Regions from separate parts of the Mus musculus genome. Here region 1 is linked to region 2. A link is a loop called in an ENCODE intact Hi-C map of the cell type or tissue named here. Cell type or tissue: gastrocnemius. All regions are shown on one strand. Links, peaks and the distances in the headings refer to the core of each region. The heading gives the core; the rest is flanking DNA.

What was found. A loop is a pair of places that touch in the nucleus more often than their neighbours do. Peaks named below come from ENCODE experiments on the same cell type or tissue, not always from the same donor. Only the 100,000 strongest peaks of a DNase experiment are listed, where the experiment ranks them.
Region 1: a loop joins it to region 2, with 2.5 times the contacts of the local background. A loop is called at or near these places in 14 of 42 quality-filtered maps.

Annotation. Positions count from the first base shown.
Region 1 is chr9:123,711,247-123,722,394 of GRCm38, forward strand. It overlaps Lztfl1 (leucine zipper transcription factor-like 1), which reads right to left and starts at 6,379. Exons shown (of 10, transcript NM_033322.3): 1 at 6,280-6,379; 2 at 4,054-4,178; 3 at 1,184-1,378. The coding sequence starts at 6,282. In gastrocnemius, for the core only: no CTCF peak of the experiment used is centred there; a DNase peak (open chromatin) is centred at 6,437; H3K4me3 peaks cover 1,897 bases; H3K27ac peaks cover 1,158 bases.
Region 2 is chr9:123,795,142-123,797,641 of GRCm38, forward strand. It overlaps Fyco1 (FYVE and coiled-coil domain containing 1), which reads right to left. Exons shown (of 18, transcript NM_001110253.2): 16 at 2,376-2,500. Among named protein-coding and RNA genes, the nearest start is that of Cxcr6, 10 kb to the right of the region's middle. In gastrocnemius, for the core only: a CTCF peak has its summit at 1,236 (motif pointing left); a DNase peak (open chromatin) is centred at 1,248; H3K27ac peaks cover 371 bases.

The sequences.
Region 1 (11,148 bases), core at 5,184-7,683, 79 kb before region 2:
GTGAGAATCTCATGCCCTGTAAAGCAATTTAAATCATTCACAGGTCTTGGTACTTTGTACTTGATATGTATATCGTGTCGTAAGACATAAACAGCAATGCTAATACCTATATGAATGATATTTATATTTCCCTCTATTTCTGAGGTACAGCAGTGATTTCCCTATTACATAACATTTACTGTCATCTAAGAAAGAGTCTGATTTGTAGTACAGTTTTCTTGGATATGACTTAGTCCACAGTATCTACTGAGAGAGAATGCTAGCATATTCCATGAAAGCTGGTGTTGTGAGCAAGCCCCTGATAATCTACCAAGATAGATATGTGGACTATACTCCTACGTACAGACGACTCTTCTATCTTCTTCAAACATCAGCACTCAGTATTTTCTCACCAGTCACCCACTGAGAAATGGACAGCTGCAGAAGCCAAACGAACTTCCTTCCCTCCTGGAAGACTGTACTTAGCACTGCTCATCATTTTCCACTTGAGGAGAAACTGTTCAGAGAACAATTTCCAGGGCTTAGCAGCGAGTCCTTCTTGACTTCTGGCAATTATTTATTTATTTATTTGTTTGTTTATTTATTTATTTTTGAGACAGGGTCTTACTGTATAACACAAGCAGTCTTAAGAATTGAAACTGTATGTGTGAACCATGATGTCCAAGTGGCATGTTATTTCTTAGAACCAGCTTCAACTTCATTGATCTTACTAGAGGTTTTGAATTTATGAGCTTTTCAATACTGTAAGATTTTTAAGCCTTTTATAGTTTACATTTCCTAAGTTAAGTGTATGGTTTCAAATGTAGTTATGTAGAAACAAATTTGCAATGCTATTAGGCTGAATAGATGGAAATTATTCTCTAGTATATCTTCAACTGTTCTAATCTTTACTTCTTAGCAGATCAATGAATCAAGACCACTGTAATATTAACCATGTTACTAAAGATGCTCTAAGGAATAGGTACTTTAGATTGAAAAGCAGTTTCATGTAGTTGGAACTGATAGTAGAAACAGAGTGTCTTTAAGAGGCCTTTGAGTGCTCCTCAAGGAAGGAATCATCTAGTGACTGTGCCTTGCTGTTACCTTACCCAGTGTCGCACACCCCAGCCCAGGAAAGTACTAGCAAAGTAATCACTAACTTTTGAGATCATAGTTGGGCCTCAACTGCAAGTACAAATTTTACCTGTTTTCAAGTTCAGAGATGTCTGTCTGTAGCTTTAGATACCACTTCTCAGCTTGGGAGAACAGCTGCCGTAGGAGCAGGACATTGGTGTAAGCTGTATTGATGAGCTCGGACTCCACCTCACTGTGTACCACAGCCTGCAGCCCATTTAGGACTTCTGAAACCTCATCAATGGTGAAAGTCTCCTCCACCAGCCTGAAAACAGTATGACACCATTGGCTCGTTAGTCACAGGAGCAACTTACAAAATGTAACTGAAGTCAAGAGACCGACATCATGACATTTAAAGAATTAAAGATTGCAAGAAAAACTCTCTGGGAGAGATTAAAATGATTAGATGTGAGTAATTGTTCAAATGTGTTCATTTTAAAATATAACTACATATTGAAAAATATCCCCTAAACCTTTACCTATTCTTTTTTAACTTTACAATATTATTTTTTTTTACTTTATACTCCTCTAAGTTAGCCTTATTATATTTAGTAACTTAAAAAGTCACACTTAACTCCCCCACTTTCTGTTACTTCTCTAACATTTTAATGATCATATGAATTACTTAAATATTAGTATGCCTATGAGACAAACACTGCAGTTATATATTAACTTTCTTAGCAGTCTAGACATACACACACACACACACACACACACAAATTAACATTTTTAAAGTACCACTATGAATCACAGAAATGAATATCTAATCAACAGCAGCATTCAAATCTACTCTTACCGGAGCTACTTGGGTTAGAAAGGAATCTCGGGAGATGAGCCATTGTCTTCAATCCCTAACTGTACAGAGGGCTTGGAGCATGGAAGAGATTTGCCTGTGGTTCCACTGTGGGTTACTAGCTCCAGCAATTTCAGTAACATGACCAACAGGTGGAGTCCTTAACAAATCCTGTGCACACCTCCTACTCTCAATGACAGTATCACACTAACAGAGTTTTGTTTCTTCCAGCTTTGCCCCTCTAAAGTCTCTCACCCTCAGACCCTTAGCCTCACCTTCTCTTCTTTCTTTCTTCCAAACAGACAAAAATCAAACATCTTGGCATAATCATATTCAAATTAATAGAAAACACTTTTAGCACAGTTACATTTCACTAAGTAGTATTTAACATATAATTCTTTAACATTGTTAAACTAGAAAAATTTAATCATTCTTAAAAACACTTTAATTTTAGAGTCTTTATTAAAATGTTAATGTTTTCTATATTCTTTAATAGACCTCACCATATTTTTGCCAGTTCCATTGCTTTCATCCATTGGGTTTAATAAACCAGATTAGGTAATTGGTTGAACAGACACTAGTACAAGGCTGATGACCTCCACAACAGCTAGAGACATCCTGAAGACCTTTGCTACTTACGTGTGACTCAACGTTTAACTAGTTTCCATTGTTGTTTCAACAAAACTTACCAACTTTTGTTTCAAGTCAACCAACAATGTTGGTATTACCAAGTATATGTTTTATGTTGTTTTTCCTTCTCCAAATTGCTCTATATGAAAAGTATAAGTTCATAACTGTCATGTCATATGGCTCTACTTTTTAAAGAAATCACTTAAGAAACTAAAGTTATGGAACTTTATAGAATTAAGCCCGTCACAATTTTTATCTGAACCTTTCCAGTATGTAATGATTACCATGTGCATGCCTGACAACAGACTGTTACTATCACCCACAACTATGTCTCAATTTCACAAATCCATGGAACTTAGTGGAGTTTCTCTCAGTGACCACTGTGGTTTCTGTATTAGCATTAATCAGAATTTAATTTATCCACTTAGGATCCTTTCTTTCTTGAGAAACTTTCACATGACTAGGTACACATACATGTATATAAAGTAAGTATACAGGTGAGATATTTACTAATTAAAAAAATCATAAAAATTTTTCTTAAAACAAGCCAGGTGTTGTAGTACACACCTTTAATCCTAGCACTTGGGGAGGCAGGCAGATCTCTGTGAGTTTGAGGCTAGCCTGGTCTACAAATAGAGTTCCAAGACAGTCATGGCTGTTAAAGAGAACCCTGTTTTGAAAAATTGAAGAAAAAAATTGTTTAAAACCACTTCTCTGGCATACATATAATTTGCCATTTACTAAGGCTGAAAGCTAATTTTTCATATAATGAGATGAATGTGCTTATTTTTATAGCAACAATTAAATCTTGGTTGAATATTTGATAAAGCAGGATACAGCAGCTTTAATATTTTTCAGAGTTGATTAATATTTTGATTTTACAACTATCAATGCTGAGAAAACTGCCTTGCACAAATAATAGTACAAAATGGCAAAAATATATTTATGACCATTTCACAAGTGGTTGGAAATTGTCTTAATCCCAAAACAAAAGTCACTTAATGAGTTTTTAATGAAATTCAACTCAGTACCTCAAATAGCAATTTTTAAAATCAAAGAATCAACACAATAGGTTCCAGAGATATACTAACTTGATATTTACCTGCTGAGAAATGATGGTAAGAAACTATTAGGTCGTTGTCATAATTAAAACATTACATTTCCATAAGAGCAGAATACTTACATATACAGTAAAATCACTGTAATTCAAAGTATACAATAGTCTAAGCCAAAGAGTTTCAGGCACTTTGTATTGGTGTTGGGTGGCATGATGGCCTGGGCAGTGTGAACTGTGGCTGCAGCGTGTTCAGAAGTCATATGACAAAACTGGGAAATGCTGGCAGAACACTTCAGAGTCATTTTGCATTTAATTATGAAATAATTTTTAGTGATTGCATCTTAAACCTTTTACTAACGCCAAATTTTTAAAGAATCCACATTCATTCAGTTATATGACTGAACATATGATGTTAATATGATGCAGTTTTAAGAAACTGGGCCTTAAAGTCTCTTGATACCTGCTGTCCTTGAGGTCCTGAAAGCAGGAATCTACCGTTTTAAGTCTCAAGCCTCTTTTTGAACGAGCAAAACGCATGTAATTAATGACCTCATTTTGATGGTGCTCATTTAGGCCCAACTCTGCCTGAAAAAGAGAGAACTGGTTAGTCCAGAGGCTATGACAGAAGAACTGACAATGAAAATAAACAAGGTATTTTGTTTGGCCCAGTGTACTGGTACCTGCTTTTAATCTCAGCACTTGGGAGCCAGAGGCAAGCAGATCTCTGTGCCTTTGAAACCAGCCTGATCTACATAGTGAACTTCAGAACAGCCAGGGCTACCCAGAGACGAAGTCTCAAACAATAACAATAACCAACAACGATGTTGATGATGAATATATGGTGTTGTAGCAACTGATGTATATCAGGTTGCCTTTTTGTCCTCCTACCAACTCAAATACATTCAGGTCACAATCACATGACTACTTCTCAGGAAAAGAAGAAATACAAAGAGGTGTGGGGTATTTTTCAGACTTAAGATATGGGGTATACCTTATACCCCTGTCATCTCTAATGTCTCTGAAAGTAGACAGAGTAGGTAACTAGGATGAGCCGTGACATTTTTATGCCCCAGGGCTGAAAGAACAGAAAGATGAATGAGACCTCTATCCTCACCTCGGGGAGCAGCACTAACCTACTCACTAATCTAAATAAAATGGCTGCTGTGTGAGAGGAAACAAATGCCTACATTCCTTAATACACTAATTTTCAGATCTCTACAGAAACTTAACCTTACCAAATACAACCTTAAAAAGTATTATCTGGCTTGAAAACAAACAGTAGTCTTTTTAATAAGGCAGATGCTGTTTTAAAATAGGGAAGCTACACAGTTAGTACAGCTCTCAGACCTGGTTAGAGAAGTTTCTCTGTGCAATGGATGGTGGCTACCACACAGCTCACAGCTTTTAGGTACAGAGAATAAATAGGCTTAGCCACAACTAAGATATACACTCAGGAGGCAGAGGCATAGATAGGCAAAGGCAAGTGAATCTGAGTTCAAGGTCAGGCTGGACTACAGAGAGGATTCCAATATAGACAGGACTAAACAGAGAAACCCTGTCTTGAAACAGCAACAACAAAAACTGTCTTCTAGACATGACAGAACTGCTGGCCTAGAAACTCACAACTGTGGTCACCTGCACAAAGGTGCCAATCAACAATCCAGCACAGAGACGGGGAGGGGTTTATGAGATCGCACTTCTAGCTGAGCAGTTACTGACGGCTGAAGATTTATGAAGGGCAGAGAGACAGTTTCTTTTAAGAGTGTGGCCCAAGGAAGGTGATGGTCCCACACACATGAGTATATGTGCAGCATAAATTGGACTAGGTAGGCTTAAAAAAAACAGGACAGGAAGTAAACAATAATTCTGGAAGATGCTAGGGGATTTAAAATACATTGTATGAATGTATAAAATCTTTAAAGGATAATTTTTTTTAAAAAAGAGTGAGCTTATTGCTTAAAGTGTTTATTTTATGTGCATTGTTTGACAAATCATCTACACCCGGTTTCCAAGTGTTATCACAATGACATAAAAGAGTAAGAACACAAACAAGTACTAACTTTTTTGTGAAGCCACTAGCGTAATTTTTTTTTTTTTTTCGTTTTTGACATCAGAAGCAGGACCAGTTCCTAGCTCAGGATGGTTTAAGAAATGGTCTGTTTTGTTTAGATGTATACAAAGTGACACTTACTAGGAATTGATTGCTGGGATATGTCAGCAACCCACTTGAGCTTCACTTTCAATAACTTCTCTATGCCCAGCTATTTAAATTAATTGTACGATGAAAGGTTGGATGGACTGGCGTTTTCGCTTCAGTTTTATCTGTCTCAAAGTAAGCCCGAACTCTAATACCCAAATGGTCGTCAGACGTCCAAACAAAGAAAACAGCACCGATAATTAGTCAGTTGTAAAATCAGGTGCTTCAGAAAATTAGATTCAACCAAGTTCACACAGAAAGTTGGAACCAGCCCGTCATTCTTCACCCTGGCAAATGTGTGCGGCTGTGTCGGCCAGGGCTTCCCAGACCACAGCCAAGGACGAGGCGACAAGGCCGGAGGAAGGCTTCAGCAAGAAGCTGTCCCCGCGGCTCGGCCGACGTGACTCCCTCCCCGGCGAGGCCCCGCTCGCTCGCTCGCTCGCTCGCCCTCCGCACCCCGGCTGGGCCTCTCCCGACCAGGACACTCACCATGGTGGCGGCGGATCCGACAGGAAACAGGGAGGCCGGCACCGGGGCCTGAGGAACGGAGGTTGTTTAGAAGCCGCGCGTTGCCAATGGGAACGGAGACACGTGGGCCCTCGCTTGCACGCTATCATTGGCTCTCAGTGTCACGTGACGGATGATGTTGCGTAACTGGCTAATTTCCGCGGGTACATTGGCTTTGAGATCCGGAAGTCCCACCTTTTCTTGCCACGCTAACCTGGGGCGGTGCCTGCCGTTGCCAATGGCAACAGAGAAATTTCCGGTCGGGGGTGGGGGGGGGGAGCTGAGCAGCGCCTTAGGTGCCAGCGTGTTTGCCTACAATCAGGACAGAAGTTGGGCTTTGGCACCGGGATCCAGAGCTGGTGGTTCCAGACCTCTGAGAAGAACAGGCTGAGTGAACAGGGCTTCAGCGTGACTGCATCCGGCTATCAAGCTCATGCTGGCCCTGGTGCACGCCCTTCCTCCATCTGCATTGTTTTATAACGCTGGCAGAAGAGAATAACTTTACCTTTTTGGAAAAAAAATGTGCAAAAACATAGGTTTATATAGAGTAGTGAATTAGAGAGACAAACACTAGATTCGCCAGGAGAAGGTTGTGGAATAACGTCCTGATCTCCCTGGCGGAAGTTTTCACTTATGAAGTCTAACTTGAGTCATTAGAATCTTCAAGTTTTGGGATAGGTAAAGATCCTTTCCAAATCTGTTGGTGATCTTTTTGTCTTATTGACGGTGTCTTTTGCCTTGCAGAAGCTTTGCAATTTTATGAGGTCCTATTTATTGATTCTCGATCTTACAGCGCAAGCCACTGCTGTTCTATTCAGGAATTTTTCCCCTGTACCCATATCTTCGAGGCTTTTCCCTACTTTCTCCTCTATAAGTTTCACTGTCTCTGGTTTTATGTGAAGTTCCTTGATCCACTTAGATTTGACCTTAGTACAAGGAGATAGGAATGGATCAATTCGCAATCTTCTACATGATAACAGCCAGTTGTGCCAGCACCATTTGTTGAAAAATGCTGTCTTTTTTCCACTGGATGGTTTTAGCTCCCTTGTCAAAGATCAAGTGACCATAGGTGTGTGGGTTCATCTCTGGGTCTTCAATTCTGTTCCATTGGTCTACTTGTCTGTCGCTATACCAGTACCATGCAGTTTTTATCACAATTGCTCTGTAGTACAGCTTTAGGTCGGGCATAGCAAACACAGAAGTGGATGCTCACAGTCAGCTATTGAATGGACCACAGGGCCCCCAATGGAGGAACTAGAGAAAGCACCCAAGGAACTAAAGGGAACTGCAACCCTATAGGTGGAACAACAATATGAACTAACCAGTACCCCGGAGCTCTTGTCTCTAGCTGCATATGTAGCAGAAGATGGCCTAGTCGGCCATCACTGCAAAGAGAGGCCCATTGGACTTGCAAACTTTATATGCCCCAGTACAGGGGAACGCCAGGGCCAAAAAGGGGGAGTGGGTGGGTAGGGGTGGGGGTGGGTGGGTATGGGAGACTTTTGGTATAGCATTGGAAATGTAAATGAGCTAAATACCTAATAAAAATGAAAAAAAAAATCTTCAAGTTTAACCGTTGTTCCAAAGTGATGACTACCTCTATGGTCGCCTTGCCTTTAACCCCAGCACTTGTAAAGCAGGGGCAGAAGGACCTCTGTGAGTTCAAGGCCACCCAGGGCTTCATAATGAAGCCCTGTTTTAAAAAAAAAGACACTGTCCTATGAAAGACAAGTATAGGAAGAGGTTATCACAAATATTGGTGAACATACAACCACTCTAGGCCAGTGCAGTATCTTACGAGGAGGCACTGAGTAAACCAACATCATGCAGAGCTGCCAGCCTTCTGAGCCTGGGAGACTTTAAAGCAGGAGGGAACAAACATTCAACATTAGCTCTGAGTTATCAAAAGTTAATTTTGATGGTGCATTTTGAGATTGTCTTTCACAGCCAATACAAAGTAAAGTTTAAAGTGAATCACAATCGGGTGCTTTTAGATGCAGAAGAATTTTAGAGATATGGTTCCAGAACTACTTATAAAGGAAGAGACTAAGAATCTACAGCTTGGAGAGGTAGATGGAGGCTTTGAAGTTTGAGTCTTAAAACTATAAATCTGTTTTCAAGACAAAAAAGACTATTGCCAGGTGTTGTAATACAGTGGATATTAAATAAATTCTGATTTCAAGAATCTTCTTTCATTTTTTTCTGTTTTATTCTATCTAAATGATATTAATTAGGTAGAAAGTGTCATAATTGTCACAGGGGCTAAGCTTAATTACTTAAAAATCAACTTGATGGCTGGCCAGATGGTTCAGCAGGTGAAGGCACTTCCTGACAAACCTGATTACCTTCTTCAATTTTCTGGATCCACATGGTAGAAGAGAGCCAGTTCAGAACTATTGTCTTCTGGTTTCTACATGAACACTACATCACACCTGTGCTCCCCTTCCACGTATACACATACATGAGCATGCACACACCTGCAGACACGACTTTCAAATTTCTTAAGTGAACTTAAACTTTTGTTGTTAGAACAAAGTGCTAACAGATAAGTCCTTTAGAATAAAGCTAATTTATAAAGACACTATATCTTTAGGAAAAGGTCCAATAATGAAAACATATCCATTAGTTAAATGGTCAGAACAAAACAAAACAAAATAAAGCAGAAATAAGTTAAATGGATAAGAGAAGAGAAAATGTGTTCAGAAAAGCCACATGCCGTGATTAGTCGGGGAAGGCAGATCTGGAATATAACCACATGATCACTGCCATGGGTTTTAAGTCTTATCCTAGTACAGATAACAGAATTTTCTTGTCCATATTTACCTGCTTACCCACCACCACAGAGGTAAAGTTCTGCCTTCTGTTTAGGAGAGTGTCATGAGCAAGCTGTGTCAGAAACAGGCACATATGCATCTTTTCACAATATTTCAATTTTTTATGAATGATAGATTCACAAGCAGCTTCAGTTTTATTGACTGAAATTTGCCAAATACTCTTCCTTTTTTCTAATCTTTACTAATATTTTTAGGCTATACATTATACATCATTCATTAAATCTATCTATAGTATATAGATGAATATATATGTATGTATATGTTACAGAAAAGCTACAAGAGATAAATAAAGAAGCTATAGCAAAATTCTAGGAGACCTAACTGAAAGGAAGAGGCAAGAAGCTAATGTGAATGCAAAGAGAATTTTGGCAAGGATGGCAGTGGGGTGAGAAGGTGAGATCAGATCAGATTGATTGCAGATCTACTGCAGAGTCAAACCACAGAATCAGGCTGAAAGGATCTTCAGGGTTGAGCAGCTGAGGTGAGATGTAGGACAATGATGGCCATGAGAGTAAAGTGAAGTACCAGGTCGTGATGGGTGAATGGGCAAGTGGACAGACAGACTAGGTGCTCAGATGTCAGATCAATGAGGCTGTCACCACTGCGCTGTCGGGTATCCTTCTCTTTATGGGGTCCAGGTGAAGGTGTTGCACCTCTTCTTCAGTTTGCTGTTCGATAACTTTGCTGGTGTTCCTGATATACTTGTACAATCCCAAATTTATAGGATGATACTCTATTACCTGAGACTCCTATGTATGTTGTGTGTTTTGATCACTGCCACCCCCGCCCCAACTCCTCTACTCCAATTTCAACAAGGACTTCATGGGTATCTCAGGACTATTGAAAAGCAGGAGAAGGGATAGTTTGCTGCCTTGCTTGAGGCTTGGTACTATTACACAGGAGTCCTTTACTTAGATGATCCAGAGATAATTTATCTGCCCATGGAAGAATTAAGACCAGCAGCAGTGTTCTTATGAATGTAAGCTGAGGCACTCCAAGGCATTGGAGGGTAGTCTGGAGGTACTAGTGTTATGTTTTATAAAAAGAGAGCCAGTATATGCTTAATAGATGGGGGTATGATGGGATGGGAGGCGTACCTTAGGGCATGGGAAGGGGAGTTGAGTAGGGAATAGAGACAGAGAAAGGCAGAGGGGGGAGAGGAAGAGTTGGGGCAGAGAGAGAAGGGGCAGAGAGTGGGTAGGAGAGTAAGAGAGTTAAAGAGAAGGGAGGGGCCAAACAGCCCCTTTTTTAGGAAGCTAGGCCAACCTGGTTTGTTGCCAGGTAATGGTTGTGTGATACCTAGAAGGAATGTTAACAACTAGCTTGGCTGTGCCCAACTTCACCTTTGTCCAGGCTCTTCATCTTTTCTTTCCCCCCCTTCAGTGGCGTGGAAACATAATCTGTATCCTTACAAAGCCCATTAGGATAGATTCAATTGCTCAAAATGAACCCGTCCAAGCCCAGTTAAATTTCCATTTTTATCATGCTATGTCTCACATTTCTGGTCAGTGTTGTTTGATCTCATAACAAAAGTCACCATTATTTAGTATCTACAGTGGACTAGACACACTCCATCTTAGTAGTATATCCTCAAATGTAATTACTTCATACGCAGTAGACACTGGGACTTGCACATGGAGAAAATAGCTTTGCTATGCATTGTGTTTTCAAGTAATTAAACAAGTTTTTCCCCCATAGGTCTGTATTGCTGAGGAGATGAGTGTTCCCTCACAGGCAAACTCCTGTTATGCTGTGTTATCAATGCAGGAATCTGCACATAGGAGAGAGAGTGTGCACAGTGCAAATATTTCATCTGTGAAGTCCTTTGTGGGTTGGGGATTTTTGAAGTAAGCACTACAGGCACTTACCGGCTGCTAAGAGAAGGAGAATCAGTTGTCTCCAGAAACAAGCCCTCTGATGGTTATTCATCAGACTGTATTTATATATTTGTATATATGTATTTGTAATAATAATTAAAGAAGAGATCATGATTTTGAAGGGAGTTGGGACATGGAAA
Region 2 (2,500 bases), core at 1-2,500:
TCTAGTGCTGTCCTTGGTACTCATAGGACACTGAGTCCTTCTTCCATATTGACATCCAGGCTCTCTATAAAGCTCCTGGGTTCATTTTCCTCTGGGAAAGACAGCTATGGCTCCACCCAAGGCCTCTCACATGGCATCACCATGGAACCCTTCTTTTACCTGGTCCTGGCTGGTCCATGCAATTATCTTTCCAATCCTGAGTCTTACTCCTGTTTATTCTCTCAGAATCACAAATTTGTTCCCAGAGGGCAAATCTGCACATACAGTGAGTGGACTAGGGCTAATTCTTGGATGTCAACTTTATCGCCACTGGGACAAGGTCTTCTACCTGAGTATCAGCTAAAGCACAGGCCTAATCTTAGAAGTTATATGGGCTAGCAAAGTGGATCAGTAGGTAAAAGAGCTTGTCTTACAAGTCTGATAACTTGGAAACCATGTACAAAGGTGAAAGGAGGGAATTGATTCTATAAAGTTATTCTCTGGTCTCCATGAATGTACATGCCATGAATGTATCCCTTTTTTCCCCAATAATAAATAAAGAAAAACAAATAAAACTGAAGATGGAAGAGATACCAGTGTTCTAATTTGATAGCCCATCAAGTGCTCTCTCTCTCTCAGGTCCTTTGAGCTCCTAACATAGCAAATGATGTCAGAAATGACTATTTTTATTCAACCCCCTTAACTTGCAATGAGACAGTCTTAGTCAGTGTGGCCTTCACTGTAGGTACAGGGGTTCCCCCTTCCCTGGTCAGTATTCCCTTCTCTCTCTCTCTCTCTCTCTCTCTCTCTCTCTCTCTCTCTCTCTCTCTCTCCCTCTCCCTCTCCCTCTCCCTCTCCCTCTCCCTCTCCCTCTCCCCCCCCTCTCTCTGTTAATACTTAGAACAGATTTGGGTGTTATCCCATATCTCTCTGTCCCCAGCAGACTCCACAGAATCCAGGATACAGTAAGAGTCAACTATTAGTTGTCCAAGGACCTAACAAGGTTCCTATATGTTGTTATGAGACCCGTGTACAGCCATCTATTTTCTGAAAGGCCTAGGCTGTTTAAGGGCATGTGAGAAGTCCCCTGAATAGGTACTAAAGATGTAGACTAGGAAATAGGCTATCTAGGCTCATGACTTTTCAGGGGACCATAGGCAGTAAAAATAGTATCTTCTGTAGCTGACTGGTGAACTAGGCCTGGAAGGGCATAGGAACAGCTAAGTATTCTAGACATGGGCTTTCTATGCCCCCTTGTGTTCACTGCGGGAAAGGACAGTGGTGTCCATTAAACCCAAGAAGGACATCTTGGAAGTCTGAGACAAGGTTGGCTGAACCAGGTCCCTAAGATTCATCTGTCATGATGATTGGTGGGTAGATAACAGGGCACGGGAGAAGCCCGTAGTGTAGTTAAGAGACACTTATACAGCTAAGGGCCTGGCACCTGAGGTCTGCAGGAGGACTATGACAGAGGAGAGCGTCACTTGGTGCTGCTTTATCTGCCTACTGCCAAACACAGAGAAGTGAAAATTAGCCCTGAAGAGCCTATTGCCTACCCATACTTGATTTCTATCCAAGTAGATAAAAAAAGCCTCTGCCAGTTGACTATGTAGGACATCAATTGCCTATAACTCACTTTTTGCTCCAGCTCAATGTGTCTGATAGGCTTTACCATTCTTTTTCAAGATTCAAATTTAACTTGCATTTCTACTCTTTATTATTCCTCTCTGTCTTATAAACATGGGAACTAAGATGCTTGGCATGGAAATTCCTCTTCCTCAACCCACAGTGAACCAGCACCCCCTAAGCTCTATCCAGCCCTTTTGTGCCTCTGAACTACTCAATTTGGGCTGCTCAGTGGAGTTGCTAAAGGTTGCCTACATACCCTGATTTAGTAGTTTCAGATTTGGCCTAAGCATTAGGGTTTAAAGGCTCTCCATGGGTTTCCAGTGTACAGCCACATGGTTAAGAACTGCAGTCCTGCACTGGCAACATTTTACACCTAGAATAGTCTGGGTTTTATCAAGCTCAACTGCCCAAATCATAGTGGGGCTTCCTTTGCTGTTGACCTTGTAGGTGACACATGGAACATTCAATATAACTGGGGATGGAGCTCATACCTCCCAAAGCATCCCGATCCTGCTCTGTAGAGCTCTGTGAGAAAGTTATCACTAAACAGAATCCTGTATCTTTCATGTCTCTGAGATTTACCTACAGCTCTATCCAAAGGTCAAACGGAACACATGAGGCACAGAGCTAACCTTTAGCTGTGTGGAGACAGCTCTCCTGAGCTTGATTTCTGGGTCATCTTTCTCCAAGGTAATCAAGCTTTAGGTGCTTTGCCTGCTCTGGGGAAGGTCTGCCCAGGCACCTGGAAGTTAGGGAGCCTGGCCTACCTTGCACTGGTCGAGCGGCGTGTCTTCTGTCTCTTGGAAGACCACACTGAAGGAGATGCTCTTGGGATCAGAAGAGAAGACCCAGCTGATGGTGAGGCCAGGCTCAGCCACGGTGATGGTGATCA